3 separate regions of the Homo sapiens genome follow, and regions 2 and 3 are each linked to region 1. The links are chromatin loops, found by intact Hi-C in ENCODE. Cell type or tissue: endothelial cell of umbilical vein. All regions are shown on one strand.

Region 1 (8,000 bases):
TTGTGATCCACCTGCCTCGGCCTCCCAAAGTGCTGGGATTACAGGCATGAGCCACCGTGCCTGGCCAACTTAGAAGAATTTCTGTGAAGATTAAACAAGATGCTATATCTGACATGCTCAGCACAGCCCCTGGAATAGTATAAATACCCAACAGTTGATAGCTACTTTGTTATTTGACATGGTTTGGCTCTGTGTCCCCACCTAAATCTCATGTCAAATTGTAATCCCCACGTGTTGCAGGACCTGGTGGGAGGTGATTGGATCATGGGGGCAGACTTCCCCCTTGCTGTTCTCGCTGTTCTTGTGAGCTCTCATGAGATCTGGTTGTTTAAAAATGTGCAGCGCTCCCTGCTTTGCTCTCTCTCTCCTGCTGCCATGTGAAGGTGTGCTTGCTTCCCCTTCAACCTTCCGCCTTGATGTAAGTTTCCTGAGGCCTCCCCAGCCATGCCTCCTGTACAGCCTGTGGAGCTGTGAGTCAATTATACCTCTTTTCTTTATAAATTACCTGGTGTCAGGTAGTTCTTTATAACAGTGTGAGAATGGACTAATACATTATCATTGCTATTATTATGACAATGACTGTTTCAATTATTATTAAGGCAAATAATATCTATTAAGCAGGCATCACAATTTCAAATGCCTACAGAGGCTGAACAGGCAACACAAATCTATGAATAGGGCAGTGAGCAATAATGGGGCATGGTGGAGTCTGTGGCAAATTGGAGTGTGCATGCCTTTGCTTAAAGGCACTCTGTGAAATAATTAAAAAATAAATATTTAATCTTTTTGTCTGGTTTCTAGTTCTCAGCAGGGTTTCTGAGTTTCTCGGAATTTACTGTACTTTGCTTGCTAGTGAGGGGACTCCCAAAGAGCTTCAGGATGAGAGCTAGTCACCAAAAAGACCAAGCCATGATTAGAGGGTTGAAACTTTCAGCACCACCACTCATCTCTGGGAAGCGGAGAGGGGCTGGAGATGGAATTTAATCACCCATGGCCAAAGATTGTAATCAATCATGCCTAAATAATGGAACCTCCATAAAAACCCCTTAACAATGGGGTTCAGAGAGTTTCTGAGTTGGTAAACACATGGAGGTGCTGGGTGGGAGGGTAGGGGGCCGGGAGAGGACACAGAAGCTCTGCGCCCCTCCACCAGTACCTTCCATCTGGCTGTTCCGGAGTTGTACCCTTTGTAACAAGCCAGCAAACATAAATGAAGTGTTTTCCTAAAATCTGCGAGTCATGCAAGTGAAATATTGAGCCTGAGGCGGGGTCAGGAGAACTCTCGATTTGTAGCCAATTGGTCAGAAGTCTGGGTGATCTCCTGGGACCAGTGTCTGAAGTCAGGCAGTTTTGGGGGACTGAGCCCTTCACTTGTGCAGTCCGCATGCATTCCAAGTAGTTACTGTCGGAATTGAATTGAATTATTGGACCCTCAGTTGGTGTCGGAGAATTGCAGAATAGGTGTGAAAAAACAACAACATAATTTAGTGTCAGCTTAAGAAGACAGCAAGGTAGCACATGGCCAAACTAAAAATAATAATAATATTTTAAAGTACAGGCTGGGTGCAGTGGCTCATACTCGTAATCCCAGTGCTTCAGGAGGCCAAGGTGGGATGATTGCTTGAGTCCAGGAGTTGACCAGCCTGGGCAACATGGCAAGACCCTGTCCCCACAAAAAATTTACAAATCAGCCAGGCATGGTGGTGCACACCCATAGTTCTAGCTACTCAGGAGGCTGAGGCGGGAGGATCTCTTGAATCCAAGAGGTGAAGGCTGCAGTGAGCTATGATCACACCACAGCACTCCAGCCTGGGCGATAGAGCAAGACTCTGTCTCAAAAAAAATAAAAAAAGTACAGCACAGTGTCAAGTGACTGAAGGAGGCCCAGGGTGAATCCTGAGGGGCCAGCCATGCTTGGTTGGTGGTTACCCCAGTGTCTGCTAGGTGACAGTTCACTGAGCCAGTTAATAAAGTATTGTACTTGTTTCTGTCTGTGTTATTACTTTACCATATGTAATAAATCTCAAAAGCTGTTTATAAGTATTTAACTATACAAGTCAAATAAAAAACATCTAAGGACCAGATCTGGCCCCCAGGCAGTGCGTTTACTACCCCTGAGTTAGGTACTCCTCCCAGAACGAGAGCACCTGGCATGCTGCAATCACCTGGGTACCAGGAGTTAAGAATCTCATCGAGTAAGAGCTGGCAGAATTGGAACAGGACCAGAAGAGCTCATCTGGTCCATGCACATATGCTATTATCATTCCCATTTCTCAGATGAGGCCACTGAGGCCCGGAACATCAGAAGGCATCATGTCACTTGGGACCTTAAAATTCCCAACAGCCTGACTCTTTTGTCCTGTCTTCTTCACAAGCCTCATGAAGCCCCCCAGCAAGCTGGTGTCTAGAAAAGGCAGGCGGGGTTGCGAGGTTATCTCAGTCAGCTTTTATGTTCTTGATTCCCCCTTGTTGCGATTTCAATTATTATTTTAGCGATGCTTTTCAAAAATACTCCAAAGCTTTCAGGCATTAATGTCTCATCAACCTGGATTCATCATAGTTGTGATTACAATCTTCTTAAGAATAATAATTCTCTGCATTGGCCATCAACTTGTCAGTAGGCAAGCTCAAAACACTTAGCAGAGGTTGACTCATGCCCCCGAGGCTGATCAGAGACAGAAATTTTCTCCCCAGATATTCAGCAATCTTGGTTATAACTCAGGGCACCATGCAGCCACCAGCGGTCTCCAGTAATAGAGCCAGGCTCATCTCTAGGCACTGGATGACATCACATCAGTGCTGCCTCCCACCGTGGATCCCAAGATGATTTGAGGCTGTACAAGGCAAAGCATTGAATAAACATTGACTTACATTAAGAGATAACCTCTCATTCATTCCTTTCCCATTTTTTCTCGCAGATTTCAACAAGTAGAAAGTCTCAGTCTTGTTCTCATCTGTCCTTGACACCTCTGTATTCCTCTTCAACAAAGAAAGAACAAGCCCCAGGCTCAGATGAGAGGTCTGTCGAGAATTTAATAATGTAAATTTGCATTAATCATTTTTTTTTTTGAGTCGGAGTCTCACTCTGTTGCCCAGGCTGGAGTGCAATGGTGCGATCTTGGCTCACTGAAACCTCTGCCTCCCGGGTTCAAGCGATTCTCCTGCCTCAGCCTCCTGAGTAGCTAGGATTACAGGCACGTGACACCATGCCCGGCTAATTTTTGTATTTTTAGTAGAGACGGGGTTTCACTGTGTTGGCCAGGCTGGTCTCAAACTCCCAACCTCAGGTGATCCGCCTGCATCAGCCTCCCAGAGTGCTGGGATTACAGGTATGAGCCACCGCACCCTGCCTATCATAGTTACATGGCCATCTTGTATCTATGTTAAGTGACGTTGGTATGATGAAAATTTCCTTTTCAAAGGAATTGTTTAAGTAAGTAAAAGGTGAATCTAAAAAATATATAATAATTTAGGTCACAGGTCTGCAAACTATGAGTCGAGTCAAATCTGGCCAACTGCCTGTTTATGCACCGTTCACAAACTAAGAATGGATTTTATGGCCAGACATGGTGGCTTACGTCTGTAATCCTAGCACTTTGGGAAGCCAAGGCAGGCAGATCACCAGGTCAAGAGATCGAGACCATCCTGCTCAACATGGTGGAACCCCATCTCTACTAAAAATACAAAAATTAGCTGGGCGTGGTGGCGGTCACCTTTAGTCCCAGCTACTTGGGAGGCTGAGGCAGGAGAATTGCTTGAACCCGGGAGGCAGAGGTTGCAGTGAGCCGAGATCACACCACTGCACTCCAGTCTGGTGATGGAGCGAGACTCTGCCTCAAAAAAAAAAAAAATGGATTTTACATTTTTTAATGGCTGGAACAAAGATCAAAGGAAGAATACTATTTTGTGTGAGTCAGCCATGGTGACTCACACCTGTAATCCCAGCATTTTGGAAGGCTGAGGCAGGAGGATAGCTTGAGGCCTGGGGTTCAAGACCAGCCTAGGCAACATAGCAAGACACCATTGCTACAAACAATTTAAAAATTAGTTGGGCATGGTGGAGTACATCTGTGGTCCCAGCTACCTGGGAGGCTGAGGTGGGAGGATCACTTGAGCCCAGGAGGTTGAGGTTACAGTGAGTTATGAGCACACCACACACTTCAGCTTGGGTGACACAACAAGACCCTGTCTCTAAAAATAATAATATTTTGTGGTAGTGACAAATATATGAAGTTCAAATTTCAGGGTCCATAAATAAAGTTTAATTGGCATACATCCAGGTTCATTAGTTTACTTCTTGTGTAAGGCTTCTTTCCTGCTACAATGGCACAGTTGAGTAGTTGCAACAGACAATGGGCTGCAAAGTCTAAAATATTTATTATTTAATCCTTTATGGAAAGAGTTTGCCACCTCCTGGTGGAGGTGGTTAGCTAATATGGCAAAGATCTTGGTGATATGGCAAAGATCCAGTGAACTCGTCACTGAAACTCTGGGAGATTGTCATCATTTATTTCCACCCAGTTTATAGGTGAGGAGGAAACTAAGGCTCAGCGAGGTTCAGTGGCTTCCCCAAGGTCACACAGCTAGTCAGCAGCAAGCAGGGATTTGAAATCAAGTTAGATTTGAAAGGGGCAGGAGGATACACAGGGCTAAAAATAACATATGCTTTACTGAGCTTTCTTTCCACAACTCACACCCGCTCCGTTCTGCATGTCCCCCACACACTTCCCACTATCTCTCTTTTTTATTTTTATTTTTTATTTTTATTTTTTAAGAGATGATATCTCTCTATGTTGTCCAGGCTGGATTTGAAGTCCTAGGCTCAAGAGATGCTGCCGCCTCATCCTCTCGAGTAGCTGGGACTGCAGCCCTTCCTCTTCTGCCCTCACTCTATGGGAGGAAGCCGTGGATTCATCATCATTTCCTAATAATGTGGCTCGTCTCCTCAAGCTCAGGACAGGCCCCTGGGGAGGGAACTGTGTCTTATACAAAGTTCACACACTTTAGCAGGACAGGAGAGGTCCTCTGCGGCTTGAGCCTGGTCTCCAGCCTCACCTCACCTCTCCCTTGCTTATGTTTGATGCTCCAGCGATCCTGAATTGTAACTCCCAAACCCGTCCCCAAGTAATATCACTACCAGTTACAACTTCCCCAGCCTAATGTGCTAGCTCAGGATTCTACCTTTACACAGGCTGTTCCTTCTGCTGAAAACCCTCCCTGCCTCTTTTATACCTAACTCCTATTCATTTTTCAAAGCCTCAATCAGGCATCAGTATGGAAACCACTGTGTTCTCCAGTCTCACTCCCAACAGAGGAGATCTGTCCCCCGTGCTGCCTCCGTGCCTCCTGTTATTGATAAGACCGTAGAACGGGCAGCTTAGACTGCAAGTTCTGGAGCCAAACAGCCTGGGTTCCAGTCTGGCTCCTCCTAGTTCTAACTGTGTGTTCTTAGACAAGTGACTGAGCCTCTCTTTGCCTCAGCTGCTTCATCTGTAAAATGGGTGCAGTGACAGTAGATTGTGCCTGGCATCAGTGTTAGGATTGAATAACACCCGTGAAACCCCTGCACATAGTAAGTGCTCGATAAATTTTTGCTGTTATACTGCACTGTATTTGCAGTTGTCAGTTTCTTTCCCCTCCCACACACCCTGGAGTTGATCGATCAGGGGTTCTGTGGGACTGGAGACTGGCTCTTGCCTAAGGGGACAACTCCCCAGTGCCTAATGCAGTGTCAGATATGGGATAGATACTCAGTAAAGGTGAGTTCCCTCCCATCTTTTTCCTCCTCACCTCCACCCTACCCCTGCTCCCAGCTGAATCAAGCAAACTGAGCACAAGCAAACTTGTACTAGCCTGCCCAAGTACAAGTCTGCTTTCTCACGGGGGTCCCAGGGCCATGCCAGGAGCTGCCCCTGCGGTGTCCCTTCCAGCCCCTTGAAAATCAGAGGACAGGCCGGACGCCATGGCTCACGTCTGTAATCCTAGCACTTTGGGAGGTCGAGGCAGGTGGATCACTTGAGGTCAGAAGTTTGAGACCAGCCTGGCCAATATGGTAAAACCCCGTCGTACTAAAAATACAACAACAACAAAAAAAAATAGCCAGGCATGGTAGTGGGTCCCTGTAATCCCAGCTGCTCGGAAGGCTCAGGCAAGAGAATCGCTTCAACCTGGAAGGCAGAGGTGGTGGTGAGCCAAGATCATGCCACTGCACTCCAGCCGGAGCGTCAGAGAGAGACTCCATCTCAAAAAATAAAAAAAAAATAAAATAAAAAGAAAGGAAAGAAAGAAAGAGAGAGAGAGAGGAAGGAAGGGAAGGAAATCAGAGAAGAGTACCCTATAAACACTGGTTTATGAGCCAGGAAACAGACTAAGAGGCTTGCCTTGTTCCTGAGTCAGTGGGACCTCAAACAAGGCCACAGCAGCGTCCTTGTTCCTGGTCCAGCCCCAGCCTCTCTCCTGTGAGTGGGCTTCCCTGCTAAACATAAATCTGTTAAAAAAAAAAAAAAAAAACCCAGCCAAAGACATGCCTGAATGGTGTCCTCGCAGCTGGGCTGGGGGCCAAGGTAGCAGGAGGCAGAGCAAGGCCGAGCCTCCCCAGTCAAACCAGAGTCCCCATCCGTCTAAATGGAAAGGAGGTGGGTCAGCTGCAAAACAGGCCTGAAAGCCCGGGTATAACACCATAGCGAAGAGCTCCGGCCCTGGGTTCAAATGTGAACCTCACAACTTAATAGCTGTATAACCTTGGGCAAGGCACTTCACCTCTCTGAGCTTCAGTAAAATGGGAATAGTAGCATCCTGTCTCACAGAGTGGCCATGAGGATGAACAAGCACTGGAAAGTGCTTTGCACACAGAGCCAGGCACAAAGTACTGTCATCCGCCCTTCCCTGTAGCTTCACCTTCCGCAGTTTTGGTTACCCCTGGTCAACAGTGGCCTGAACACAGGTGAATATGTACAGCACAATAAGAGTTGTTGAGGGAACGAGAAAGATCACATTTACGTAACTTTTATCACAGGATACGGTTATAATTATTCTCTTTTACTTTTACTGTTGTTAATATCTTACTGTGCCTAACTTATAAATTAAACTTTATCATAGGTATGTATGTATAGAAAAAAACACAGTATATATAGGGTTTAGTACTATCTGCAGTTTCAGGCATCCACTGGGGGTCTTGGAATGTAGCCCTCTCAGATAAGGGGGACAATTGTAAGTCTTTACTTCACCCAGCTCTTTTATTTATTTATCTATTTATTTATTGGGAAAAGATCTCTCTCTGTCTCTCAGGCTGGAGTACAGTGGTGTGATCACGGCTCACTACAGCCTCGACCTCCCGGACTCAAGCTATCCTCCCACCTCAGCCTCCCCAGTAGCTGGGACTACAGGCTCACGCTACCACGCCAGGCTAATTTTTGTATTTTTTGTAGAGATAGAGTTTTGCCATGTTGCCCAGGCTGGTCTCAAACTCCCAGGCTCAAGCAATCTGCCTGCCTCAGCCTCCCAAAGTGCTAGGATTACAGGCATGAGCCAACGCACCCAGCCAAACCGGCCCTTATCCTCAGTGTAGGCACTTCCAGTGACTCACGGGAATCCTTGGGACCCCGTCTTTCCTTCTCCAGGCCTCAGCTCCTTCAGCGTAAGTCATTCCTTATATTCACCTCCTCAGGGTGGAGAATAGAAAGACCAGGCTTGTGGGGCACACTGGGAACAAGATGTGGATGGGCCAGCAGGGGTCATGAGACTCATCTGGCCCCCATAGGACCATAATCACAACTAGTGCTTGGGAGCACTGCCTAAGCCAGGGTGCCCCCAAAAGCTGATCTGATACAAGGCTTCGTGTACCTGAATATGTCGCTTACTGGGGTGAGAAGTTTGAGGTCAGAAGTTTGAGACCAGCCTGGCCAATATGGTGAAACCCCCCAATATGGTGAAACTGGGGAGGTGATCCCAGGATGAGGAAGTGAGACAGAAAAAGGAAGGCAGACAGCCACCTCCGCGGA
Region 2 (8,000 bases), 87 kb before region 1:
CTTAGTGTGAGCTCCAAATTTCCTGCTCAGCCAGTGAGTGCATGGATGGTCGAGATCAGGTAGTGGCCTGCCTCCCCTACCTCAACTCAAACCATGCCCTGCCCTCACTCTCTTGCCCTGTCGCCCCCAAACTCCACACTCCAGCCACACAGGATCCTGCCATGCCCCAGAGCACAAGTTTTTGGCTTGGCAACATTGTATGTGCTATTCCCTCTCCCAACATATATATTCTTCTCCTGCCTCTTCCCCTCTGCCTGGCCAACTCCTCTGCTTAGATGTCACCTCCTCCAGGAAGGCTTCCTGACTCCTCCAGTTCATTCTGTGCTCCCCTGTGCCCTTTCCAGTAGCAGAGGTAGCACTGAAATCAATATTACCCACAGCTGTAGGGTGCACTTCCAGTCTGCGAAGCTCTTTCCTGTTCATTAACATGTTTAATCCTTGCAATGACTCTGCAAATTAAGGATAATCACTCCCTGTACAGGTGAAGAAATGGAAGCTCAGAGAGGTGAAGTGGCTCACTCATAGCCACACAGCAAGTAAGGGAGTAGAGTCCGTGCATGACCCCTGGGTTCACAGCCCCATCCCCAGGCAGACAGCAGGTGAGCAGGTGAACGTCCCCTAGCCACCACAGCCTACACCATCCCCAGGGACTTACGGCACACTGCCTGTGAAGTTGATGCCACAGAGGTGCTCTGAGCTGGTGACAGTGTCCCCAAATAGGGGCCCATCAGCTGGCACAAACTGGATGATGTTGGGGGGCAGGCCAGCCTCCCGAAGGATGCGGTAGACAGCATAGCTGGCCAGCATGGCAGTGTCACTGGGCTTCCATAGGACCACGTTGCCCTGCCCGGGAGGTGTTTCAGTGATGCATGAGGATGGCGCCACCAGCCCCCAACCCCCACCCCACCCTACCCTACAGCATGGTTGTCCCTCACCTGGAACCACCAGACTCTGTGCCAACCAGGACATCCCCTACCCGACCCCACTCCTCCAAGGCGTCTGGCCCTATCTCCAAAAGTCCCTGCCAAGGAGGCCACGGCACAGCCCAATCTGCCCCACGCTCTGGCCAAGGCTCCCTTTCCCCAGAAGCCTGCACCAACCGGTCCTGCCATCACCTAGGCAGGTCTGTTCTTACTGCTAGAGTCACTGAGTGCTCACCGGGCGCGGCGGGGCAAGTACACACGGGCTCTCTCAGCACATGTCCTGGGTCAGGCATGTGCAGCAGCCAGGCACGTGGGCGCCTGGCCATGCACCGTGTTTGTCTGTGCACAGATGCATGAGGACGTCCCCATCCATGTCCCTAGTACACACTCCGGCATCAGCATCCAGTGCCCCTGTCTGGGGCTCGGGGTTCCCGACAACTATGTGGACCTCTCCCACCCAGGCTGTCTGGGAGCTGGGCTGCACCTCCCCCACAGGCCTGGGACTTCATCCAGTAATAGCCAACCTCACTCCGATAATGGCAGAGGAGTGACTTGAATACCATCAACCCCGAGAGAGACTACATCCAAATCTTTCTCTGCTCCATCATTTATTTACTAGTCACTCAGTCTTGCCAAGTAAGTCACGGCTGTGTGTCTCAGTTTTGTCATCTGGCAAAGAGGCAGAGTCACAACTCCCTCTCGAAGCTGCTGAGAGGATGAAATGAGATCATCTCCATGCCGTGCTTGACAGCAGCAGGCACGTGGTGAGCACTGAAGGTCAGCGGTAATGATCATCAACAGAGCCACCAACACTCAGCCAGCTCCGGGCCAGCCCTGCCTGCTGCTGGATGTGTCTCATTTGAGCCTCACAACCCAGTCATGGAGGCTTTCCTATTATTTCCACTTTGCAGATGAGGAAACTGTGCCTCAGAGAAGTTCAGGGATTGCCAGGGTCTCCCAGGCAGAGAGGCACGACGCTGGGATTCAAACTGGGTCTCTGGTCCCAAAGCCTACCCACAGCCCCAAGCTGCCTCCACCTTCTGTGCCTCTCCCCATGACTAGGCTGAGACCCAAGGGGCTCAGGGTGGCCTCTGTCTGTCTGTTGGGACCAGGAGGACAACCAGCTGCCGCTGTCCCACCTGTGCCCACATCTCACCATCAGGGCCGGTGCCCCCGCCAGGTTGCCGCCGATTGCAGTGAAGTTAAAGGGCGAGATGGCCGCCACGAAGCCCTGGGGAAGGAGGCAGCGGTGAGATCAGGCCCATGGCATTGGGCTGCCCCGCCTGCTCGCCCACTGCCTCCTGCAGGTACCTCCAGACCCCGGTACACCGTGCTGTTGGTGCTCGGGGGCACGCTGATGGGCTGCTGCCCCTCCAGCTCCACCGCATACTTGGCATTGAACCGGAAGAAGTCGATGAGTTCCGCTGCAGCGTCAATCTCCGCTTGGATCACGGTCTTACCCTGCAAGGCAGAGGGCCGGGGGTCAGGAGCAGCCAACAGCCTCCTGTCCATCCTCTTCTCACATCTGACGCTGTGCCCAAAGCGAGCACTGAGCCGGGCCCCAGGAGGGACCAGGAAACATTTGGAGGGCTCACCAGGTCCCATCCCAGGGGCTGAGGGGGAAAGGATTCTCAAGCCCCTGAGCTAGCACCTCCTGTAGCCGGCCCTCTGGGCTGGACGGGGATCAGAAGAATTTTAGTGATCCTCTGTAGCAGGCCAGGTACTTGCCATGCACTGTCTTCATTTCATAGCAACTCTGAATGGTGGTGCATGGCAAAGGATCTATGGTCAAGCCTCAGACTAAATTCAGGATCAGAGCCTTCCAGACAGAAGGGCAGATTAGCATGAGCTGGAGATTGGTCACTGGAAAACCAGGAGAGAGACTCGGTGTGTGGGAGGTGGATGGCTCCTTCCCCAGGAATGATGTTCGGCCTTGCTGGTTAGTTTGGGCCAAAAACCAAGAGGCGAGTGACTGTGATTCCCTTAAACCGTCAATTCTTAATAACAGCAAATGTGAGCTGCAGGGAAAAGAACTGTGGACAGCCAAGAACGGGGCTTTTCCAGATTGACGTGGCCTCCTCTTGGCACCCAAGGTCACTGGCAGGTGCACGACCTATTAGAGACACACAGCCCATGAAGCTGAGCTAAGATGTGTACCTTGCTTCCTAGAAGTTCCTGAGTCTTAGGCCAAATACAGAGAAAGCCTAAACTGATCCTAGACTGTCTTCCCAGCAACGTGCGGCTCACCAGGAACACGCAGAGCTGACGCCCACCCCAGAGGGCTGCTGAGCCAATCTAAGAAGGCATTTAGCAGGCTGAGGGGCTGTCATACCAGCTCTGTGCAGCAGAGGGGGCGCTCACCATGGGGACCGAGGAGCAGGCAGTGGCAAATGCCTGATCCAGAAAGCAGCCTGGGTTCTGGCTCCTGCAATTTACCCTTCAGGAACCCAGGTTAGTTGGCAGCGTAGGGCTCAGGTCCTGGAGGTGGTGAAATAACCCTTTCTCCCTCGACTCCTGTCCCCCGCACACTCTGCCTGCTAGAGCCACTCCTCACTCAACTTGCATTTAGCAGGGTGAGGAGCTGTCATGCCAGCTCTGTGCAGAGAAAACCATTGATCAGGGGCTTGCTATGCCTCCTGAAAGGTATCATGCAAAGCCCAGAAAAAGACCGAGAATGTCAAGACATGTTTACTATGTCCAAAAAGCTTGTAAAGGGGCAGTACCTAGGAACTCAATACACTCCAGTGCAATCTGAGCTGTAACTGATGCAGGAACAACATGCTCTGGGGAAACAGAGGCAGGAATAGTCCTTTCGGCTGGAGAAGGCTCAGGAAGTCTCACGGAGGGGGTGACATCTGGGCTGGACCAGGAGGTAAGAGTTCACTGAGCACGGAAGAGACAGCAGGCATTCCAGGCAGGAGGACACGTGGGCAGAGGCAGAGAGGATGCCTGCCATGGCCGGGGAGTCCTGCTAAGTGCCAAATGGCTACACTATGGGCAGGACAGCTTGGCAGGGAAATGCAGAGCAGTGGGCGAGCTGGACAGAGGTGGGCAGAAGGGCCCTGGGTATGGGGCTCAGGTCTTGGGACTTGCCTCTCAGTGGTGGAGAGGTCTGGGTGGGTCATAAGCCAGGAGTAACATCCTGGAGGTGTTGGAAAGACCACTCTGAGGGCGGCGAGGGGCTGACCAAGCTAGGAGGCAGGGAGACAGTGCAGGCCACCACCAGTCCAGGCAAAGCATGACAAAGGCCTAGGAGCGAGGACAGAGGGATGGAGGAGAGGGGACATTTCCGAGGCAGGACACATGGGCTCTGCACAATCTGTCTCGCCTAATAATCTGTGATCATCCATCCCAGCTCCTAGGCCTTGTCCCTTGAGGACATCTCTGGGTCCCCAAAAGGGCTTAGGACCCAGAAGCGCTTCAGCTGATGTCTGCTGCCATGGGTAGGGCACACCTGACTCCCACCCCACCCCGCCCCACCCACCCGGGCCCACCAGCACCTCACCTGTCCCACCATGGTCTTGGCGAGGATCTCAGCCCTGCGCGGCCCACTCAGCATGTCTGCCGCCTTCAGGAAGATCTGGGCCCGGTCTGCAATAGGCTTCAGGTCCCACTCTTTCCGGGCAGCCAGGGCAGCCTCAATGGCTTTGTTGAGCAGGCTCTAAAGGGAGAGGGAGAGGTTGGGGACTGCCACCTGCAGCGGGAAAGGCCCTGGGGAGTGAGCGAGGGAGGAGAGACCTGGGAGGCCACTCTCTTCCATCCGGGGACAATGCCTGTCTCCCTGGGCCCTCAGCCCCCTGCCACCATAGCTGCCAACAACAGCGTCCCATCAGAGCCTGTAGTGGCTGCCAGTCTGAAGCCTGAAGGGCCCGGCCAGGTTGGTCAGCTCTCCGAGGCCTTGGCACTGAGTCCCGCAGCTGTTACACTGGCTCCACTTTCTCTCATGGTCTAATCAAAACCTTACCTTATTCTTGGGACCTGGTGCCCCTTAACCCACCATCCAGAAACTTGAGGTCAACTGGAGCCTGAGACACGGCTCTGCTGCTGGCCTCCCAGACCCCAACTGCCCTCATCGCCACACAATGCCAGTTCCTGGACCCCCAGCCACCCCAGCCCCTCCTGCTGGCCCTTTCCAGTGCCAATTCTTGGCCTAGCTTTCCATCAATGGTGTCTCCAATTGCCCTGACTCAGCCTTCCAGAATCCACCTCCTCCCCAGTCCAAGGTCTGCCCCACCACAATGGGCATGTCTGGGAATGTCTCAGCCCTGGCTGAGGCAGCTTGTGTTTGGCTCAAGTTAACCTTTGTATGCCTGGCCCAGTCAAAGACATCACCCAGGGACTCCCTCAGTGTCAGCCACCCCCTGCCCACCTACCCACCATGGCCAAAGAAGGACACAGCAACTGATGCCCCCTGCCCCCGCCATATCAGCAGCTGGCAGGGCAGAGCAGGGGCAGCAACCCTAACCCCGGGTCACCAGGCACACAGGCTCACTCACCTTGTCTGCATAACAGAACTTGGCCACCTTATGTCCATGGTTAAAAGGCTGAAAGGAGAGAAGAGTGAGGTCCTTGCCCGGGAGGGAGGTGCCAGGATAAGGATGAAGAGGACTGGACTCAGAGCCGGTTTTCCAGGAAAGTCCTGGACACGCCTGCTGTCCCCCCTCCCCCGCTCCCATGAAACCCTCCCCAGTGCCCGGCCCACAGGTTGCTCCCTGTTAAGGGTGCTGGTGTACCCGCTATACCATGAGTAAGACATGGCTCCTTCTCCAGAAGGCTCAGAGTCCAGGAGAAAGGCATAGACCCCAGGGTCTTTCCAGGAAAGCACGGACCTTTGTGGTCAGAGAGACATGGGTTCGAATCCTGGCTCTGCCACCTACTAGCTGTGGGGCCCCAGGTAAGCTCACTTCCTTCCCTAAGTCTCTTCATCTAGGAAATGGGGACTGCCCTCCCTGTCTCTTAGCATGGACAGGAGAACCAAAGGGGATCATGGATGAAAATTCTTTGGTCCAGTATGAGGCTGCGACTATGGGCAACAAAACCAGGTGAGGCCCAAAAGAATGCACCGGTGTTGTGACATGCTTGGGACTTCCGCCCTGCCCCGAAGCCATCATGGACAGAGCAATTGTTTCCTAAGCCCCAGATTTACTAATCTAAATAGGAAGATCCTCAACAAACATTTATAAACACAACCTGGTGTTGGTCCAAACCGCACCATTTTGTCAGCTCCCCGCTATTTTGCAGACCTCGGGCCAAGTGAAACATTTCACAGGAGCTCAGGCCATGAGAACCATCCGGCTCAGCCGCCTGACCGCAAGGCGGACGAAGGCCCACCTAAAGAAACTTCCCTGTTGGCCGGGCGCGGTGGCTCACACCTGTGATCCCAGCACTTTGGGAGGCCAAGGCGGGCGGATCACAAGGTCAGGAGATCGAGACCATCCTGGCTAACATGGTGAAACCCTCTCTCTACTAAAAATACAAAAAATTAGCTGGGCGTGGTGGCGGATGCCTGTAATCCCAGCTACTGGGGAGGCTGAGGCAGGAGAATGGCATGAACCTGGGAGGCGGAGCTTGCAGTGAGCCGAGATCGCACCACTGCACTCCAGCCTGGGCGACAGAGCGAGACTCCGTCTCAGAAAAAAAAAAACCATCCCTATCATATCTTGCTGGGTAAAGGTACAAGGAACACCACGATGACATCCCACCGGAGAGGGCCAAACCACCTGATCATAACAACATCTTATCAATATCCTGCCAGGCAGCAAGCCATACTGCCCAGACCCGTCTCACCCATACCGATGAGTACCTCAGCCTGTAAGCAGCGGTGGGCCCTGGCATTAAGCTGGTCCCCCACTTCCTCAGGTTTCTGCAATATACTGGTGTTGCTGTTTCAGCTGCCCTCTCTCTGTGTGTGTGTCTTTCTTTAACCCCTGTCTTCCCTTCAAAACCTAATGCCCGGCAGTGGTGAACGCTAGCATGACCAATGAAGCAGGGAGAAATTTCACTTCTTTCCTTCCTAGGGCTGGCAAGATAGTTTATATCGTAATAGCTGACACTTTTGCTACCTATCCGTCTTCTGGTGGGTTATTGGAGCTTTCCTGTCTAAAAGAGTAGCCACGAGCCACATTTCACATGCTCAACAACCACACGTGGCGGCTCATGGCCGCTGGAACGGACAATGCAGATCTGGAACATTTCTGTCCTCACTGCAGGAAATTCTACTGGCCGGCGCTGGTCTAGGCTTGAGTAGAAAGTGACCATTCTCCTTCATGTTAAAGCTTGGCACAGTCACTCTGTATTCGGGCCACACCTGAGATTGGCCTGTGATGCTTAAGGGCAGAGAAGGTGGCTGCGACCTGGGCCCCAGTGGACTGCAGAACCCCGTCAGCACTATGTCCCGGCAAACATAGATCCTGCCCTCACATGCCCCAGAACCCCAAATGTCTCGTGCCACAGTGATCAGCACATGGCCAGAATCTCCAGCCAGGTCGGCAAGGCAATGTGGGAAATGAAAATCAGCAGTATCCACCCAGGGGCTTATCAGAATGCCGGAGCCTCGCTGCCTGGAAAAATCCCAGCTGCCATGCAGCCTCAGACGCCTGCGGAGCTACAGGTGAGGGCAAGCTCTAGGCAGCTACAGAGACAACCAGGGAGCTGGGTGGCAGGTGCTGCTGTCAGCTGGCACCTGCACACACACCCAGTGACAGACAGAGTGACCTGGCCAATGCCTGCAGACCCCAGGCCATGCTTGGACAGCTCCAGGTAGTCCTGACCCAGCAACTAGAGCTCCAGGACACTGCTGTGGTCAACTCCTGCCCCAGGCTGTCCTGGGAACCTTCAGAGTGGGGGACCTGGGTCCTCCCCCTCAGTCACCCCTCCCCCTGCACACGTCTGCCCAGGGTTTCAGCCGGACAGAGCCAGAATGTGCTTGCCCTGTTTGCAAAAGGGCTGACCTTTTATTCTCCCTCAAATCACAGACCTATGAGTTTCCTGGCCCACGTAAAGTGCATGCCAGTTTCTGGATGGATAAACTCCAAGCATGGGGGCTTCTTAGGCCAATGCCATCTGAGGTGCTCGGGG
Region 3 (8,000 bases), 110 kb after region 1:
AATTTGATGGAACCTAATAAATGAGGTAGGAAACAAGGTTTTAATTCAGTCTTTACATTCCCACTAGGAGAAATTTCTTAAAAGCCAGCAGACCTAAACCAGTCAAACACGGTAACTTGTCAAACATGTGCTGTGTTAAATGGCAGCAAGCTGCTAGGAAGTTGGTATCAAGCAATGGTAATGTCTAAGATGGAGCATGCAGCCACCCTGACATCACCTAAATCCTGGGATAATCCAAGTTGCTCACCACACCCCATTGTTTCTAACCAGTATCGTTGCTACTTAATCCAATGATTCAGTTCAGGATTAAAGACCAGCCAGTTCCTTGGAATATGGGGAGCGACAGGCAGGGGGAGACTGCCTCTAACAATGTCCACTGCCTTCTCAGCAGAATTCTTGGTTTGAGGTTTGAGGAATGATTACACCAGGTAGAGCCAGTATGAAACACAGAAATATCAGGCTCCCCTCGGCACAGACAGTGAAATATCAGTGTCAGGATTCAGTTTCTACCACCCAAGCTCTACGGAGGTTTTGTTTGCCAACAGCCATCACATCTGTAATAAGTAAAGCCTAGGTGAGCCCTTGTCACAGAGTATTCTACACCTCAAAACACACTGGAACACATCCCATGACTAAAGGGACATATATTAAAATGTTTAGTATTAAAATGCATGGGTATATATAAGAATCATAAAAATAAGAAACATAGATGGTATTCATTATAGAAGCTAAAACTATATGGGCCTCAAGTGAAGGGGCTGCCTAGCATGAGACAGGCTATCCACACCTGCATTCAATAAATAACTCGCAAAAAACAAATAATATTAAATGGGGACAATTCCCTCTCTACTGAAATATGCTTCCTGTGGCCTCCCTCTGCCCCAGTACCTTCCCAAGCCCCCACTTTCTCTCCCGCATACGTGTGATGATGCTGCAGCCTAAAGTCCTGGAAGGTGGACCCGTGGATGAGGACAAGAATCCATTTCTCTGCAGCTCTTTACCCTGGCAGACAAGATAACAGATCAAGTTCTGACAGACGCCTGAGAATGTCCCAGGCTTTGTACTTGCAAGTTCCTGGCAGAGGAACTTTTTTTCTGAATGTCAAGTGTGCAGAAGAGGCCAGCTTCTGCTGAGCTACATTTCTGTGTCTCTGCTACTACCCCTTACCCCATGACTTACAGGACTTAGGACAAAGCCTGCCGCCAGTGAGGCTGCCCCAGCATCAGGATGATATCTCTACACGCCCTTCCAGCCGCGGTCTCTCCCCCATGGGTCTCCTCCCAGTATCGGGCTAACCCACAGTGCCTTTCCTAGTCTGCCTGATGAGTGCCGGGCTCACGGCCCCGGACCACGGCCGTATTTGGCCCTTTGCTGTGGCTGTTGTGCTTTGGTAAGCAGAAATCCTGAGTGACCCTGCCCAACTTAATTATTTAAGGCCAATTAGTAAAGGTGACGAAACTGCTACAGAGAAAACAGCAACTCATGAATGTAGTAGCTCACACTGGATTTCCTAATTAAGCTGTGACCAAATCAGCTTTTCCTGAACTGCCTGGGACAATAATGAATGCTAGTCTCCTAAGTGAGAGCAAAACAGCTCCTGTGGGTTCAGATTGCACACCCGCCATGGAGAGACTGTGCCCAATAAATGGCCACTCTATTTGCTGTGGATGCAGCATATGGATACTGGCCAAGCCTGACTTATCAACTTAGTATTCTCAAGATCTAACTTTTGATTTCCAGCAGCTAGTTAACTATTAATTCAGGCTCTTGGGAAATACTGGAAAGTGATATGTTAGGAATGGGGGCAGGGGTTACCTAGGAATCTAACAAGACGCCCCCTCCCACTCTCCAGTGATGATCTGGTACAGGCCAGATTCAACAGGACAGCTCCAATCTGGTCTCTCTGGGAGCGTGAAGTGCCCACAGACCAGCAACGCTTGATCAATCAGGGCTAATGGAAATAAAGACACCAGGTGTGCCAATGAGGGCACAGGCTATTTTCCACTTGGCTTGTCTTTATCACGGCCCTAAAAGTTTCTCTCTGCTCCCTGGATGGCCTACAAATGTGGACATGATCCCTCGAATCCTGGGCTAAAGCAGAATCACAAAAATCACAAACCCGATCTTCCAGAAATGAAGCAGAGGCACATTTCACTCGAGGGACAGAAGCAAAATGCCAAACCCAGAGCCTGCTCCGTAGCTCCCCAGGAAAGGTAGAGACTGTGTGGGGCCATTGGCAGCCTGAGTGGTACCCATGGGGTCTCCTCTGCGCACAGCAATCCATGGGGGTCCTCAAAGAGATGCTGTGGTGGCAGTTTCCAGCTGTTTCTCTTGAGACCATCTGTCCCAAATCACAGCCCAAGGTCATAAATCAAAGACCACTTCCTTTCTGACATGCTCTTTCTTGGGGAGGTGTCCACACGTATAGGAGAGTGGTCTAGAGGAAGAAAGGTTCATGGAATGTGGGACGCATGGGATAGGAATGTAACCAAGAAGAGAGAATGAAGACGAGTTTTTAATTATTAGAAAATACCCCATGTGGCCACACTGAAACTTTCCTGGCTTATGCCAACACCAGCAAGATGTGGAAAACCTGATTACTGTTCTTAGCCCTGATCATCTCATTGGTTTTATCACCCTGTGCCTGGCTGCCTTCCTAACATTTTCTACAGTAGGTAAGACTGGCTCTACCTTTCTAGTAGCGGAACAGAAAACCCAGAAATGACCAGGCAACCTGCCAGCCATCAGCTTAGACTCTTGACATGACAGACTGAGAAGGGAGAAGGGCTGGTGTCAACCACCGCAGTCACAAAGCATGCCTTCACCTAGCACGTGCGTACCACTAAGCAGCTTTTCAAAACTGATGATGGGAAATAGTGAGCAGCAGCTTCCGGAAGCAGGTACTGACCTGGTGGCTCCACCTGGAGCCACTGCCCGAGCCTGCGAGGTCACCAACAGCCTCCGCAAGATTTCCACACGTGTGGCTCTCCACTGCTCAGGGGGCAGGATGTGAAGGGCCAAGACTGTGAAATAGTAGGGCCCGTCCACTTCAAAGGCACTCTCCACCCACTTCTCCTTGGGCTGTTCCAGAAAGCCTTGGAGGTTCTTCTCTTCTCGGGAAGTTGCTCGGGTTCTAGAAGAAAAGCGGCATGATAAAATAAAAGCAGGGTGGAAGCAGGACCCGGCAGCAAGAGCAGGAAGAATTTGCTCAATTTGTCGTTGTCTTGTGACATTTGCTGAACGCTTGGATGACTCAACACTCCCCACCCATCCTTGCCGACTACTCCCACTTCCTCTGATAATCCACGCCCTTCGTCCCCTTCCAGGCCCTTCTTCGCGGCATCTTCCCTTCTTCCCTGGCCCCATGTCTAGCTCCTACCCCAGCTCTAATACAATTCCAAGCAACTACTGGTTCCTGAGCACCATATATCAGGGACGTTCACAATCTCCCCAACATGGAACTGTGCTAGTAACTCCAGAGGCCCAGAAAAGTGAAGTGACTTGCCCAAAGTCAGCAAGCTAGTGAGTGATGGGGCCAAAAACATGAATCAAGATTCCCTGGTGGGTCCACAGCCTGACTCCCCCTTGCTCCACATAGTCTTGTTATGTTATGTTTACATGGTTTGCACTAAATGTGCATGTGGTTCCTTTCCTAGGCTCCCTCTTCCGGTTTGTCTTCTTCTGATCTAGGATCCTCCCGCCTTCGTTAGAACAGCCTCTTCCAGATGAGCGCTGCTTCTTGTCCTCATGCGTCCTAAGTTGCAATGATGATGATGATGATGACCACACCAGACTCAGTGCCAGGCACTGCTCTAAGTGCTTTACGGGATTATTTCACTTAGTACTCACAAGAATGCTATGGGATAGTGCCACCACTATCCCAATTTTAAAGAAACAGAAAACTGCAGTACAGAGGAGGTAAGGATTCTGCCCAAGTCTCACATCGTGGAAAAAACTGTGTTCTGAAGCCAGGTAGCCTGTCCATCTTAACCCTACCTCCTTCTCCACGCTGAAGCTTTGACAAAAGGTCACGGAATCAGCACTGAGAGGTGACTTAAGTCCTTCCTGATGACACGCTTCTGGGTACACTCTCTCCTTAGATCCTGAATGGTGCTCTCATGCCATGAATGCTTGATGCCCTATCCTAACTCCATGGGGCACTGGTAGGGAGAGGTGGGGACAAACACAACACTAGAACCGGGAAAAAAAAGTTACCAGGTCTATAGGTGGCACTGGCACAGATGCTGGACTCTGGGAAAGCAGGAGGAGAGGGTGCAAGGACACCCTGCCTGCTTCTGCTGCCTGCAGATGGGCATGGATGGATACATTCAACTTGATCTTCCAGCCCTGTAGGGAATCTGAGGCTGTTGGCTGCTGCAGGATCTGCTCAGGCTCTGGTCTGGCTTACGGTGGCCATGCTGTGACATACTTGCCTCCATAAACAAATATTCCACCAAAGGCACTCAGCCCCACTGTGACCAAGCTCCCACCAATGTCAATTGGATAGCTGTCGACTGGGAAGCAGTCTGGGCCGAGAAGCAAGGCCTCTCTGTGAAGCTTCTGGGTCAGCCTCTGGCTGACCAAAGAAACTGTGAGACAGCCAATTCCCTTTCCAATGAAGGGACCTGACAATTACAAATGTCTGGCTTGTTCAGAAACATACTGACACCTAGTCACCCAGGGCTCTGTCCAGGGCCCCAGGAACACTGAGAAGGAGCGAAATTTGGACAGTGGGAAGGTCTGCGCCATCAGTGCTGCCAGGTGCTGCTCCCGCCAGTCTAAGCAGTTCAGCAGATGATGTAATGCACTCTGATGTCAACCTGCCCCTGCGTGTTTTAACAATGAAGCCTGTGGTCTCGAGGTCAGCCTTTTAACTCACAAGGAAATGGGAGGGAAGGAAAAGATAACATTGTTGAAGAGAAAGAACTAGAAAAGACAAGAGACAGATTGTCCTGTTGCCTAAACTGTGCTGCAGCTACCCGGGGTGAGCTGTACACAACCTTTCAACAGGGAACCGTAAGCCTCTTGCTAGGAGATGGGGCCTACAAGCATGAAACAGTGAATTAAATGGAAGAGCTAAAGGATAGTCAATCTCCTAATTTTTTTTTCTTTGAGACATGGTCTTGCTCTGTCACACAGGCTGGAGTGCAGTGGTGTGATCACGACTCACTGCAGCCTCAACCTCCTTGGCTCAAGCCATCCTCTCACCTCAGTCTCCCGAATAGCTGGGACTACAGGTGTGAGCCTGGCTAATTTAAAACAATTGTTTTTTTCATTAAGACAGAGTCTTGCTATGTTGCTTAGGCTGGGCTCAAGCAATCCTCTTACCTTGGCCTCCCAAGTGCTGGGATGACAGGCGTGAGCCACCGTGCCTGGCCTAAGTGCTTCTTTAAAATTACACTTCCAGGTACCAACCTAACTGTCCCATAATGTGCATATGGATAAAACTACCAATCTCTTTTTTTTCCTGGCTGCCTTCCTTGTCGGTTGACTTTCCCAGATAATCTTGAACATTCCCTTTCCCTTCACACTTGCCAGAAGCATTACCCACTGTAGAGAAAACAGGGATAACAAATCCAGTTTTCCATTTATGAACTGGGTCCTCAGCTCTGCTGCATCCCCTTGATGGGAAACCATCACCTGTAACAATCTATATGCCCTTGACTAATGATGTGGGCACAGCTCCGACCTGTGGCCTCCCCCCATTCAAGAGAACAGTCTGGAAAGTAGAAGTAGCCGCTGCATCGAAGTAGAGGCTTCAGTGGCCTGACTTTTCCCACTTCCTGCTCCCCTGTGAGCTGAACGTCAGTCCAAGGATGCGGTCTTGGGCTGCCCATGGTGGGAGACAGGGCAGTTTGGGGGAAGGAAGTTCCCTTTATTGCTTTTTCTGCATGGCCCTAAAAGAATGCAGATGAGCATCCCCACCTCGGCAAAAAGGCTGCCTTAGGCCAGACGCTTGCTCCGGAACTAGCATGAGAGGCTATGAAAAAGCTGAGGGGATCTCGGGCAGAGGGATGCAGGGTGGGTCTGCGAGATGCCGCCCCTGGGACACAGGGTACTGACGTGTTCAGGACGTAAAGCACAGTGTGAATGATGTACGGGATCAGGTGGATGTTGCTCTCCCGGCCGCCCCCGCCAGTGTCTGCGCTGAACGACTGCTCCATGGCGAAGCGCAGGAAGAGCAGTTTGATGTCATGGATGTTGAGCTGATACGTGGGCTCCCGCTGGCCTGTACATTCCTGGAGGTAAGTGTTGTGTCTAGAGGGAAGCAGAACAAACAATGAAATGGAAGTGAGTTCCTGGTGAAAACCCAGTTTGGGAGACAGAGCCTCCTTCCAGTACTCCCAGGCCTGATGGCTGCAAAGGTTTGCAAACGGAGACAAGAATACAAGGGAAAGTTGAGGCCAAGGCTGGGGCCAGCAGGACGACAAGGCCATAGGACGTTTTCATTTCTGCAGTGACTGAACGTGACACTCGCCAAGTTTTGATGAGAGCCCACCACTCTTGGGCGCCCATTTCTTAATGAACTAATGTTGTAGGACATACCGTGGCTGCATGTGGAGTACATTTTGGAGGAAGCAATGTAGAACTCATCCATTCTGACTGACAAAGTGACCTGTCCATAAGAATGAGCTCTTCAATCTCCAAATAAAAGGGTTTTTTGTTTTTGCTTTTGTTTTTCCTATGTCAATACACATTCCCATCTATCTGGGCTGTGCCTCTTATTAACTGGGTGACCTCGAGCAAGTTGCTCAAACTCTGCATCTCATCTGTACAATGTATACAAGAATACATGCCTGGCCGGGCACAGTGGCTCACACGTGTAATCCCAGCACTTTGAGAGGCCGAGGCAGGTGGATCACCTGAGGTCAGGAGTTCCAGACCAGCCTGGCCAACATGGCAAAACCCCGTCTCTACTAAAAATACAAAAATTAGCTGGGCATGGTGGCAGGCACCTGTAATTCCAGCTACTTGGGAGGCTGAGGCGGGAGAATCGCTTTAACCTGGGAGGCGGAGGCTGCAGTGAGCCAAGATCACGCCACTGCACTCCAGCCTGGGTGACAAGAGCAAAACCCTGTCTCAAAACAAAAGAATAGAGGTTAAGCATTTCAACATGCTCTCCATTGTCACTGCCAGCTGCCTGTTTTATGACAGGCATCTTTTTATCCCTGAGCTTTGAAATAGGACTTGGGGTGGGGCACCACTCCACAAGGCATCAGCAAGACATGAGGACCTCACAGATGCTTTAGCTATTCTTATCTGGGTTTTTAGGACCAGGAAGGCCTTCTAAGGAGCCCAACATCCCCCCTGCCACTAAGCCACTTTCGTATTTAAACCTCAGAGCCACACACTGTAGAAGTGAACTCAGAAATTCTGGCCTCAAGGACCAAGTTGGCCCCACATCTTCTGTCATAAGATCAGCAAAGGAATAGTGAAGACCCAGAAATTTCATCTGGTACCCTGGAAGCTAAGGGTGCTGGTTCCTCCCACCCTGTGGTGGGCCATGTCAGGTCACCCCTTGAGTAAGCCTCCATCCCCCACCCTGTATGCTCTGGACAGCTCCCCAGTCAGCAAGCAGACAGACATGGATTCCCAAGGAAGGTAACAGGAAATGGTGTCACCAGGGGATTGGGCTGATAGCGGGTCTTGTCCCATCCCCTGCAAATCCCCTCCATTCCACCATGAAAAATACTCAACACTCACCTTGCCAAGCAAGTGGCAAAAGCTGATTCAGGGACATGAGGTCCCCAGACCGGAAGGAGCCCGTTGCACTTGGTGTTGGCATTCTGCAGGGCGGCACTCTCCCACTCTTCCCGGCCTCGAGCCAACCTGGATAGGGAGGAGAGCAGGGACAAGCGACTGCTGGCATTAACGTGGCAACCAGGCACCTGGGCGGGGGGGCGGGGGTGGGGGTGGGGGCATGCCAACACTAAGAAGTCAGTCGGCCCAGGCTCCTGACCCTGCGAAGAGAATTTGCTATTTGTAGCCTCAATGTGGTA

Evidence for each region. A loop is a pair of places that touch in the nucleus more often than their neighbours do. Peaks named below come from ENCODE experiments on the same cell type or tissue, not always from the same donor. Only the 100,000 strongest peaks of a DNase experiment are listed, where the experiment ranks them.
Region 2: it touches region 1 in a loop (10-fold over the local background); 10 of 110 quality-filtered maps call a loop at or near these places.
Region 3: it touches region 1 in a loop (2.9-fold over the local background); 12 of 110 quality-filtered maps call a loop at or near these places.

The regions. Positions count from the first base shown.
Region 1 is chr1:18,968,269-18,976,268 of GRCh38, forward strand. LOC105376815 (a long non-coding RNA gene) reads right to left here. Exons shown (of 3, transcript XR_947015.2): 3 at 2,210-3,021. Among named protein-coding and RNA genes, the nearest start is that of IFFO2, 16 kb to the left of the region's middle. In endothelial cell of umbilical vein, no CTCF peak of the experiment used is centred here; DNase peaks (open chromatin) are centred at 4,443 and 4,923; H3K27ac peaks cover 898 bases.
Region 2 is chr1:18,881,045-18,889,044 of GRCh38, forward strand. ALDH4A1 (aldehyde dehydrogenase 4 family member A1) reads right to left here. Exons shown (of 15, transcript NM_003748.4): 4 at 5,420-5,467; 5 at 4,429-4,584; 6 at 2,235-2,384; 7 at 2,080-2,154; 8 at 656-843. MIR4695 (microRNA 4695) reads right to left here and starts at 2,231; the gene lies at 2,158-2,231. RefSeq lists a silencer at 3,085-3,316. In endothelial cell of umbilical vein, a CTCF peak has its summit at 3,258; a DNase peak (open chromatin) is centred at 3,267.
Region 3 is chr1:19,078,441-19,086,440 of GRCh38, forward strand. UBR4 (ubiquitin protein ligase E3 component n-recognin 4) reads right to left here. Exons shown (of 106, transcript NM_020765.3): 101 at 7,705-7,830; 102 at 6,064-6,258; 103 at 2,909-3,133. Among named protein-coding and RNA genes, the nearest start is that of IFFO2, 130 kb to the left of the region's middle. RefSeq lists an enhancer at 2,655-3,854. In endothelial cell of umbilical vein, no CTCF peak of the experiment used is centred here; DNase peaks (open chromatin) are centred at 3,281 and 4,871; H3K27ac peaks cover 4,029 bases.